Regions from separate parts of the Homo sapiens genome. Here region 2 is linked to region 1. Evidence: chromatin loops called from intact Hi-C (ENCODE). Cell type or tissue: MCF 10A. All regions are shown on one strand. Links, peaks and the distances in the headings refer to the core of each region. The heading gives the core; the rest is flanking DNA.

Region 1 (6,177 bases), core at 543-5,542:
CCTCCCTGGGGTGAAAGGTGGGCTTAGACTGACCTCACAGGACTATGGGCACACATGCATTCTGGGAAAGAACCCAGTATCTCAGTGTCTATGGACTGAATGTTTGTGTCCCCTTCAACCCCCACAGCAAATTTAAATGTTGAAGCCCTAATTTGCTAATCACCAATCTGAAAAGGTAGGACCTTTAGGGAGTTAATTAGGTTTAGATAAGGTCATGAGGATGGGGTCCTCATGAGAGATTACTGCGCTTATAAAAAAGACCTCAGAACTGTGAGAAGTGTTAATTGTTTAACTCACCTAGTCTGTGGTATTGTTTTTTGTTATAGCAGCCTAAACTAAGGCACAAGTGCATGTATCTCTTTCATCACTTGTAATTTTAGAATTCCAGCTGATGCTCCCTACTGTACCCAGAAAACACACACAGTGGCTTCCCACGGAATCTCATAGAGACCCTCAGTGAGCCCTCCCCCAATACTGAAGACAGCTTCCTCTGAGATAACAGGGTTTATTGGCTCCTTTATTTATTCATCCAACATGTATGGAATACCAACTGTGTGCCAGGCACCATGCTAGGCTTGGAGGCTCCAGAGATGCCTGTGGCATGGTCTCTAGCCATGAGAAGAAGGTAATTCATAGTCTAGTCAAGGAGACAGATATATAACTATCCTATTACCCAAGATGGCTTATTCTGCCTAGGACAAGATGGAAAATCATGAGATCCTTCCTAGGAGAGTTAGACTTGAAGAACGAGTAGGATTTTGTCATGGTACTAAAGGTAGAAGATGTTTGAGCCAGAGGAAACATCAACTATCAAGGTACCAAAGTGGGAAGGAGAACAAGGCTGTCCTCAGCCCCAGGGAAAACTGTTGCCACAGATGCCAGGACACATATCTCATTTCTTTCTCTTTCAGACCTGGTGTTTTGGGGCTTTTTATCTCAAAATTTCCTCAAAGTATGGGTTTTGAAAAAAATCCAGGTTCACATGATTTGTCCCAGAGTTGACATTTTGTGATCTAAGTGAGTTGCCTTCCATTGGTTGGACACCATCAATGTTCATTAATGTGCCATCATCTTGACAGCCAGCCTCAACTTCTAAAATATTTATGAAGCCTGAGATGGGCCCTTATTTACACACTAAAATATTTAACTACCAAAGATGAACAAGATCTGCAAAGAGTAGGCTGCAGCCCTGGGTTCAAACTGGCTCCGTTTTGCACCAAAGCACTCTTAAAACCAGCTATTTTGTTAGAAATCAAATATTAATATAAAGGGTGAATAATTCATTGGTAAGTCTGAGTTCCCGAGAAGTTCCATCGAAATCCCCAAGAGGAGATTTTGGTGCAGCAGTGACTATATATAGACTCAGCTCTTTCCACCAAGTTCAAAATGAGAGATGCTGGCTCAGAGCATGGGCTCTTTAACTAGGCTACATGGGTTTTCACCCAACTCTCACTTACTTGCTGTGCCAAATGTCTTCTATTTGTCCCTATAAATCACCCTCTACCCTTCACACTCTGCCCTGTGCTCCAACAGGCTGAACTCTATGGACTGCAGCAACAAATACCGTGGACCTGTGCCTTCCAGTTGTTCAACCAATGGAAAGCCCTGGCAACCACTGCAGAAACTGAGAAGAAACAGGCTGAGAAATGTGTTTTCCCAGCTCCCTGTCTCCCTGCTGGATCACTATGGGCTCAACCAAAGGCCACATCTCCTCTCAGGTGGACTGTCTACATGGCTCCCTCTCTAGGCTCTAGTAACTACTACCTCCTCTCACTCCTTCAGACCTAGCAGTGCCTCAGCTTCCTGGGTTACTAGCCCCAGGGTACTGCACCATCACTTGTTGCTTGCCCTAAACTCTGGTCATACATTTGCGTTAAGTTCAAACTTATAAAATTGCTATTTTTGAAAGTCAAAAATCAACAAATATTGGCAGTCTCATGTTTCAACCTCATATATTGCTCTTTTATTAAACTTGCTTTAATTTGTATGTGTTACCTATTTTCTACAACAACCTTAACTAATACAAAAGGTATGTGACTAGTTAATCGACTTTGCCTCAGTTTCCTCAGTTTGCCTCAGTTTCCTCATCTATAAGATGGAGGGAATAATAGTAGAACCTGCTTTAGAAAGTTGTTCTAAGGATCAAGTAAGCTAATGTACACAAGAAGGGTGTGTAAAACAATGTCTGGCAACAAAAACGTGCTCAGTAGGTGTTGTGGGAAGAGATATTCGAGATAGAAAAATCAGAGGAATGGGTGTATGGCTTAATAACAGACTGGGCAGAAAGAAGGTGACATCCTCTGCAACACCCAAAGGAGAAGAATATAAATAATTTACATTTATGTACATTATTCTACTGCTCAGAAAATTTATGCCTATGTTCTATTTTAACCACTTAATTAAAAATCTATTAGATGCCTACTATATTGCTGCTGGTCGCTATAGAAATATAACAGAGAGCCCATCAGGGACCCTCATCTACATATCCTCATCTCCTGAAAAGACACAGACAAAGAGGCTGAAAATGACATTACAGAGTCCTGTGAAGTGCAATGATGAGAAAAGTCAAAGATGACACAGGGAGCACTGACCACAGATTTGGAGAGTTACAAGATGGCTTCTCACAGAAGGAAATGTTTCCTCTCTGACTTGAAGGAGAAGTAGGAATTATCCAGGCACAGGGTCCAGACGATAGAATAGTATTCCCAAGAGAGGGAACAGCATTCCAGAAAGCTAAGAAATGAGAGAATGTGGAATATATAGAGGAGTAAAAGAAGTTGAGTGTGGCTGGCTCAGTTCCTTGTTGCCTAAGTCAGTCCCTGGTACACAATAGGTGCTCAATGATTAATGAAGAAACAGAAATTACAGACACATCTCTAATACATTCACACAAGGAAGACAATATTCTCCAAGTGGAGTGATTTGTCTCCCCACATGTTTATTGGACCTTATTGCTTACCTCACAGAAGAACAACTCCCTGTACATGTTGTGTAGCCCATTTCCTGCCCACCCAATCACTCATCTTTCCTTTATCAGAATTCAGAAACAAAGATGCAAATCTCTGGAGGATCTCTGGAGCTCAGGAGGCAAGATTAAAAGGAGAGCAAACTGCTGGAGGCCAGGCCTTTGAGGAAGATCCTTTGAAGGCAATTCACTCATTCATCCACTTACTTACTTGTTGATTTATTTATTCACTCATTCAACAGATACTAGTTGAGTGCCTGCTGTATGTGCTGGTAGCTGGCCAGTGCCACACCAATAAACAGTATAGATACATAACCCATTATCATGGCAAGCTATGTCTGTGAGTATAAGCCCAGGTGATTAGGTAGAATGGCCAGGTAGGGTCAGAAGGAGACAACCAGTGCAGACTCTTGCAGACTGTTGTCTTTGGCTCTGACAGCTAAGGGTAGGTTCCTGTGGGAGTGGCCTTTGGTCAGGGAGCCAGGGTGAAACCTACAACTGAATTGCCAGGGCAATATAAAGCATCATTATCTAGTGTAAAAAAGCAAGGAATCTGAGGTCAAAAGATCTGATTTAACTCTGACTTCCCCACTTGCTAACTGTGCGACTGAAAATGGGTTGCTTCACCTCTGACATTTAGTCCTCTTTTATGTGAAAAACGGGAATAATCACACACCCCTTGCTGTGTAGTTGTGAGAATTAAATAGGATCAGGTATGAAAAGTGTATGGCACATAGAAGTCACTCCACAAATTGTAGTTTTTACCATTATAAAAACAGTTTTAATTTCACTTCCATTGACCACAAACCCTTATTCCATTTTGGTGACTGGAAGGAGCTCTCCATGGTGCTGATCTATTTTGCAGCAGCTGGGAGCCTGCCCTGTGTTAAGAAGAAAAACCTTTGTCAAGAAGAAAAGTGGCATCCACAGCAAGATAGAACACATATGTGTTCCCGAAAAGATACTCCACCAAGGATTTCTCCCATACTCACTGCTCACATGGAAGTACCATGCCCAAATTGCAAGAAGTAAACCAAAAGAAAGTACCAGTTATACAAAGACTATTCTTGAAAACATCACTATGATGGGAAGCATCACAGTGAGAATAATAATAGAAAAGAAAAATAAGAATAACATCACAATAGTAGGAGTAATATTAAACAGCAAGAGGCAAAATGCTATGGTGGTTAAGAATGCAGTTTCCAAAGGCAGGACTCTTAACTCCAAATCCCAGCTATGTAGACCTTCAATGAGTTACTCAAATTCTCTGAGCTTCCTCATCCACAAGCAGAGACAAAATAGTTCCTGCCTCATAGTGTCATTGTAATGATTAAGTTACATAGTGTCATGATTATAATTCCTTTATGCCAGACACAACTCTAACTACCTTTCATACCTTAAGTCAATTAATGTAGGATTAATTGACATTAAGTCAATTAATGTATGAAAGGTACTTAGAGTTGTGTCTGGCATAAAGGAAACACTCAATAAGCATTAGCTGTTAGCACGGTAGTAAGAACTTTTAGCACAATTGGTAAGCAGCGCTGAGGGAAGCATTGTATGCACATTATTTCTTAGCACCTCAACAACATGCAGTGACCAATTATCAACACAGATTGCATGTACTACATGCCAGGCACTGTCATACTTCCAGGCACCCTGGTTTCCTCAGCTCCTGGCACAGGGCCTTCCATACAGTGAATGCTTCCAGTACATGGGAGTTAAAATAAACTGAATTTATCTGAATTAGAAAGAAAATGCCTTCAAATCCAAAGCTACTTGCCAGCATAGCCCATGCACTTAGGAGGAAAATGCCACATAGAAAGTAACCAAAATTCTACCCCCCTTCTCCCCCCACCACCAACCCCCTCTGGAAGAGGCAGCTGAGACTTTCTCACTAAAGAAATTAATCCTGCCGAGAAATAAATCCCCAATGAGCTTCCCAAGGAGACCCTTAGCAAACCACGGTTAGACACTGGCAGGAGTTTCTTCCTGTGGAAGTCCCATTGAGTCACTGCTGAATTCTTTTCTCCTGTGCAGCAGTTTGCCTGAGCCTGAGAGATGGCCAGCAATTACAGGAGAGTAAATATTTCAGCAGTACAGAGTCAGACTTCTCAACAGCCGATAGGAAACCGTTTCTCTTTCCTTTAAACAGTTTATTAAAATACAAGGTTAAACCCAGCAAGGGAATACATTTTTCTGCAGCCTCCTCCAATTAACAAGTTATTTCCATGCTGAAGTTTTTCTTGCTTTAGCAAAACCTCTGCATAAACTGTAGGAAGAGTGCTTTCCCCTCAGGGGACCATGGGGGTTCTGAACTTGGAATCAATTAGATTCCGAGCCCAACTGTCCTATGATTTCTCTGGGCAACCTCAGGCAAATCACTTTTCAACTGCCTGAATTCAAGTTCAAGAAAATGGGGACAGCAACACCGACCTGCTTAGCTCCTGTGAGATGGTAAAGCATGTGGACGTAGCTAACTTGAGAGCCAGTGCACTGAAGGCAATTGGCGAACTTTGCTGCTACCCAAAATCCACTCCTCCCTTCTTCTCACCTTTTATCCGCAGCCCCAAGGCATGAATTCTGAATGATACATGTCAGTATGATAAACCTATTTCTCTGCCAGGACTGGTTTGAGAACGGATATAGGGCATAATTTATTGGCCAGTGAGACATGAAGGAAAATCTGTTGGGGAGCTTCTGGAAAGGGTGTCATCACTTTCCAAAGGGATACCTCAAGAGGAAGGATGTAAATGTGGTTTGATGTTTTGTATTACTGAAGTTTGGTGTCTATCTGTGATGTCTGGAAGTGCTGCAGCCATCTCGTGACTATGAGGAGATAAGCTTGGGAATAAAAGCTACCATAAAAAAATGACAGAACATAAAGATGGAAAAGACCAGGGGCTCTGATGACACCTGAGTGTCTGAGTTAAACAACACTGACTCTACCCTGCTTTTGGATCCACTCCAATTTCTGGTTATGCAAAATGGTTCCTTTTTTGTTTAAGCCACTTTTAATGGAGCCATCTATTACATGCAGTTGAAATCATCCTAATAAGAACACCAATCAAGAATGAAATATCAGACTTAGGGCATATTTTATCATGGAAATGTCACCTCTCTACCCAGCTAGCCAGTGGCCAGCAAATCTTTAATGAACACCATGAACACCTATTATACATGCATAGCTTGCATGTCTACAATGTAATATA
Region 2 (6,177 bases), core at 520-5,519, 150 kb before region 1:
CGGTCATCACCCAGCAGCATTCCCACAAGCACTGAGGAAGAAATGCCTCAAGCTCTGAGGGGCACACTCTGAAAATCTCTGGTGTAGCCTATTTTGAAGAGAAAGAAACAGGCCTACAGAAGGTCAAATGATTTGTACAAGGTGAATGGCTTAGTCAGGGCTTGGACCCTGTGTACTTGACCCCAAGACCAGTGTCCAATCCATGACACTACTTCCCACCATCACACACAACGAGGAAGATAAGAGTGTTGGGTAGGACAGCAACTCAATTTTCACGCTCCTTTTCCCTTTATTCACAGGCAGAAAGAGACAGATGAAAATGTGGACTAGGTTTATTATCCCTCAGCATATGTTGGTTTTAATAAGTGTGTTCTTTGTAGATTCATTAATCCACTGTTAGAAACCGAAAATGAGTATTTCAGATGCTTAATGTGATGTCCTAGATGCTCTGAGACTCAAGTCCCCTCCAGAGAGAGTGTTCTTTAATCTTCCTAAATGGTCCGTAATGAAACCTGTGGGTCTGTAATAGGGAATATAGTCCGTTATGACTTATTGACAAGATTTTCTAAAAAAAAAAAACCTCATTAAAAAAGTATCCCAAATGATATCACTGAGGCTTAGTCTCTTTATTCCATGATGACATTTTGAAATGTAACTTTAAATGGTTCCTCCTTTATATATATACATATATAAACAAACAAGAGGGATTTTGACAAAATAGCAATGATCTGATTTTAACGTATATTTTAGCAATACAATTTAAATTATCTGTAATGGTTTATAATTAAATCCTATATACTGTTAGAATTGTGATGAACCTTAGATATTACATAATTTGCATCTGTTTTTAGAAAAGAAGATCCCGAGACAGCAAATCACCTTTCCAGCGTTGTACTGCAAGTTTGAGATATACCCAAAACAAAAATTCAGCTCTCCTGATATGCAGACCTAGGTTGTACTGCAAGTTTGGGATATAACCAAAACAAAAATTCAGCTCTCCTGACATGCAGACCTATGTGTCATTCATGAAGCTATGCTTCAGAACTGGCCCAGTGCAATTCTAACTTCACTGTGGTAAAATTACAGCTTTTCAATAGTAATAAGAAAAAGGAAATTCTTTATTTAAGAAAATAAGAAAAAGGCACCCAGGGGAGCAGTGAGGAGCATAGCCTTTGTCATAAGACCCTATAATCTCGGGGCAGTTACCTACCTCTTGAAGTCTAGCCTTTCTCATTTGTAGAATGGGGACAAGTTGTCCAACATGGTAGGACTATTGTGAGAATTAAGTGGTCCAAGGTAGGTAAAGCATACAGCACTTGGCATAGTAAGCATTATTTATTATTATTATTACCTTGTGAATTTTTATATATGGTCATATATTGTATACATGAACGCCTTCAGAGAAACTTGCTTCTCTCTGCTCCAGTTTATGGCAAACTCCTATTTCTTAACCTGTCAAATCTTGGATTTTTTAAACTCTGAGAAAAGCATATATTCCCTTATCTCCCAAGATATACACCCTGTCAGTGAATTATTTTCTGTGTTTGAAATTGGAGGCTAAAAGCTATTTCTAAAGGAGCAGAAGAGTTGGCCAACTCACTTCAGCAAACATTTACGCAACACCTCTCTTCCATTAGGCTGCGTAAAATGCAGAGACAGAAACAGATGTGATTCCTGCCCTCCAGGGGCTCCCAAACTGGTGGTAAAGACAGACATCTTCAAGTGTCTCTAATATAGGCATTAATACAAGTGTTCCTCTAGAAGGACAAATAAAGCAATGTAGAACGAGGATGTTATGAAGTGAGAGGAATTATTCTGACTAGGACATACAGAAAGATCTTTGAGGAATATAATTTGATTTAACTCTTAAAGGGATGGTAGGTCTTGAACAGGAATTGCAGTAGGCAGCTTTTAAGATGGTCTCCAGTGGTCCTTACCCGCTGATGTCCACAGCCTCATGTAATCCCCTCCCCTTGAGTGACTTGCTTCTAATAAACAAAACACTGCAACATTGAGGGGATGTCACTTCCATGATAAAATTACAAAAGATTCTGACTTCTGTCTTGCCAGCAGACTGCTTTCAATGGTGTTTTTGAGGAAGCCTCTTATTACATTGGGGTGGCCTATGTGCCAAGAAACTGATAAGGCAATTTGCACATCCTGAGCTATGAATTTGTGGAATAGAAATTAAACTCATGTGACTGGACCATGATGTTTGTGGAGAGATGCAGCAGGATATGAGGTTAGAATGATAGGTTATGGCTAAATTGTGAAGGGCCCTCAATAGCCAGCTAAGGATTATGAGCTATACTGGAAGGCAATAGGGAACCATTGAGAATCTTGGAGCAGATGAGTAACTTTATTAGATAGAGTTGCTCTACCAAAGACTAATCAAATGCTGTATGCACAACACATCAAAGGGGGAGAAATTAGAGACAGCTTCCCGGGGGAGGTAGTGAGGCCCTGAATTCGGACCCTCTGACTAAAGAAATAAACAGCAGCCCAGAAAATACTGTAATAGAATTCTCATTGATGTTGAAGGTTCTCTGAACACTCCCCAGTTTGTGAGGCAGAAACTCTATCAGGTATTTATTTGACATCCACCTCATTTCCACTCCACACAGTGACAAACTCATATTGGAACTGAAAATAATCACAAGCCTGACTCTGTGAAAATGAAAGGAAATGTTCCCAAGATGGAGAAAGGAGCTGGTAGGGCTGAGTATTTTCTCAGCTTCCTGGAGAAGACCCATTTATAAACCTTAACAAGGGTGCCAGGGTTCCCAGGCTCTGCCTTCTTCACCTTTCCATGTTCTGGCTCCCCACATCCCTAGGCATCCTTGAAGGAGGATTGAAGGGTGTTAGAAACCATTCCAATATTTAAAAAAAAAACCCACATAGATATCCTTGCAGTTACTCACAATATTCAGCACAGTGAACAAGGATGCCAAATCCCTTTGGTTGGGGCTAGAAGTACAAGCAGTACTACATGGCAGTTCTGGATGACCAATTAAAATTCCTGGCTGGATCTGTGCTTTTAATTAACTAAAATGGAAAAATGAATTAATTGCCACTTCAAAATTAGAGCATGTTTAGTGGTGGTAGCTTGATGTAATGGTCAGTATAGCAAAATGAAGTTGCTGTGTTGGTCTGCTGTGTGCTCTTGATAAGGGATTCCTCAGTGAGATTCAATTTTTGCTCCCCAGGAGGATGGGGCCAATAATCATTGCCTTTCAAGGTTGTTATTTGGATTAAAGACATAATGTATGCAAGGATCCTAGCCCTCAGTAAATGGTGGCTATCTTAAAAATAGTTGGACAAGATATTTATACAATATTCTGGCAAAAGGGGATTGGACTGAGAGGAGATCTGTCCGTGGTCCTGAAAGTTTGATCACCACTGCTTTTGTTCTTTATGCCAGGAGCATTGGTTCAGCTGACTTCATTTCTGTCATGGACTTTTTCTTCAGCCAAGTTTTTAAAATGTTTTTCTAGCCCTGATGTAATTGTTCTTCTATCTTTTTGCTACAGTAATCTTTTAAAGGCACAGATTTAGTAGTCTTATGCCCTTGACAAGGTCCAAACCTCTCCCAAGGCATCGGAGACCCCCAAAATAGACTACCTCCCTGCCTCTCCACCCTCCTCTCCCCTCAATTCCCATCATATGCTCATATGTTCAAACCTGAGGAGGGGATCGTGGGAATCCCCGATTTATAGCCGGTTGGCCAGAAATACTGGAGGCCTGGACTTAAGAGTGGAATCTCAAGTCAGGGCAGTCTTGTGAGGTCAGTGTGGGAAAAATCTCACATGTTCTGGTGACCAGAGATGTTATGTGTTGATTGTGTGCCTATTATATGCAGTGATTTTTTAAAGGACCAGTGATTAATAAAGGAGATTCTATAAAAGCATTCCATGAGGGATCAATTATGTTGACTTAGTTGGACACTAAGCAGTGAATGGACAATAACAACAACAGAGATCAATGGGACACAAAATAACAAAACAAAAGAAATACTGCCAGGCTTGGAAAAGAGCACAGGATCTGAAGTAAGAAGGTCTGAGTTCAGGCTTCATTCCACCAGTTCCTAGGTACGTGACCAAGAGCAAGCACCCAACTATAACAAGCCTGTTTCCGAATGTGAAAACTTGCAATGAAAAAATGCCCTTTTCTATCTACACCAGAGTGAGCATGTTTGGGTAGATGCTTCTTACTAAATAAGACACAAAAGTTGCAAGCTAATTATTGGTATAAGATGCTGTGCAAAAATAGCTGAGTTAAAGAAAATAACTCATCAGCCTTTCCCTACTAACCTGCAGACAGAGACACTATCTTCCCCCAAGGGCCAAATAAGAAATATGTTCTTGTTTTCAATTTCTCTTTCCCAAACTCCACACCAAGCCCCGCCATTATATCATGTCAATTCTTCTTCCATATGTCTCCTTCTATTCTGAAACCCCACTCTCTGCTTTGAGTGGGGTTGTCACCATCTCCAGCCTGGACCCCTGCAGTGCATGGTCTTCTAATCCAGACCTTCCCAAGCTTTCATGCATGAAGAGTTGGCCCTCTGTATCTATGAGTTCATATGTGTGATTTCAACCAACAGCAAACCGAAAATATTTTAAAAAACAACAAAAGTAACAACATAACAATACAAATGATACAAATGTAAAACCAACACAGTAGAACAACTATTTACATAGCATTTGCATTGTATCAGGTAGGTCTGATAAGCAATCTAGAGACGATTTAAAGTATACTGGAGGATGTGCATAGGCTGTATGCAAATACTATACCATTTTATATAAAGTGCTTGAGCATTTGTGGATTTCGATATGCTCTAGGGTCCTGGAACCAATCCCTTGTGGATACCGAGGGATGACGGTACACATCACCTGGGATCTTGTTAAAATGCGGACTCTCAATCAGTAGTTGCTCAGGATGTGTCCTGAGATTCTGCTTGCCTAACAAGGAGGGCCAATACTGCTGTTCCATGGACCACACAGTGAACAGAAAGGCTCTAACCGGTGTCCCTGAATGTAATCTTACACCTGCCACACAACCCATTAACTTCACTGTCCCCAGAGGGATCTTTCCAAGGCAGAAAACTGACAATGTTGTGCCCATGCTTAAGACCTGCAATGAGAAGGCAGATTCAATGTCAGGATTCTCAAACCTGGCTGCAGATTTCAATCCCTTGGGAAGCTTTAACTAACCAACCAGACAGACAGTGCCCAGACCCCAGGCCAGACCAATTAAATAAAACTACCCAGAGGTGGGCCCCAGACAAAGATATTTTAAATAACTAACTTTCCAAGTGGGTATGATGTACAGCCAGGGTTAAGAATCCCTGACTAACAAGGGTCATTTCAGCACAAAAACTTAAGACTCCCCCATAATTTAACACTCACAATAAACCCAAATAGATTTTCTTATTCCCAGATGAAGAAACAGTGGCCCCAGAGGGTTGAGTGCCTCACCCCAGGTCATCCAGTCTGTAAGTGCTCCTCATCTGAGACCTGAGACCCAAAGCTCTCCACCATATGAGGGGTGGAAGAAAAGGCAAAAGTGTGATGTGCAGGAGTCCCCAGTGCATCATTTCACGAGAACATTTCCAGTTGTTTTCAGCATCTCTTCTATTTATTCCCCAAACCCCCACAGCCTTTGATGAATTCTGGAGGAGAGAAACTGCCTGGCATTTTCAACCAAGTGCTTTGATACTTGAACACAGCAGTGGATGGAAAGTGACAGCACCTTATCAGTCACTGTGTCCCAGCTGCTGTCAGAGCTCCTTCCTCTCTGCCAACAGCGTGGGCTGGGCTCCCTGGCTCGCAGAGTGGTGAGCGATGCTTCCGCGAGGAGATGCGGCATCTCAAAGTGCAAGATGCACCCATTGCAGCTCTCAGCTTTTATGCCCCGTGATATTTATCAGAAGGAAACAATTAAGTCCCCCAGAACGTGGAATCTCCCTTGGAGCTCATGGGGGTAGTGACAAAAATGTATCTGAGCAAGGCATCTGGGCTGGGAACCTGCCTTAGGACCTCCTTCTATGGGACGGCAATGGGCACTTTACACACATGATTCCGTTCAATGCTGAATGCAATGCCAGGAGCTCTGTGCTGGATCCTTACATTGCAGATGACAAAGCTGAGGCTCAGAAGGATGATGTGACTCGCCCAA

The links. A loop is a pair of places that touch in the nucleus more often than their neighbours do. Peaks named below come from ENCODE experiments on the same cell type or tissue, not always from the same donor. Only the 100,000 strongest peaks of a DNase experiment are listed, where the experiment ranks them.
Region 2: a loop joins it to region 1, with 2.7 times the contacts of the local background. A loop is called at or near these places in 3 of 110 quality-filtered maps.

The regions. Positions count from the first base shown.
Region 1 is chr14:95,931,615-95,937,791 of GRCh38, forward strand. No RefSeq gene overlaps it. Among named protein-coding and RNA genes, the nearest start is that of TUNAR, 58 kb to the left of the region's middle. RefSeq lists a silencer at 3,705-3,905. In MCF 10A, for the core only: no CTCF peak of the experiment used is centred there; no DNase peak of the experiment used is centred there.
Region 2 is chr14:95,780,959-95,787,135 of GRCh38, forward strand. No RefSeq gene overlaps it. Among named protein-coding and RNA genes, the nearest start is that of TCL1A, 70 kb to the left of the region's middle. In MCF 10A, for the core only: no CTCF peak of the experiment used is centred there; a DNase peak (open chromatin) is centred at 3,363.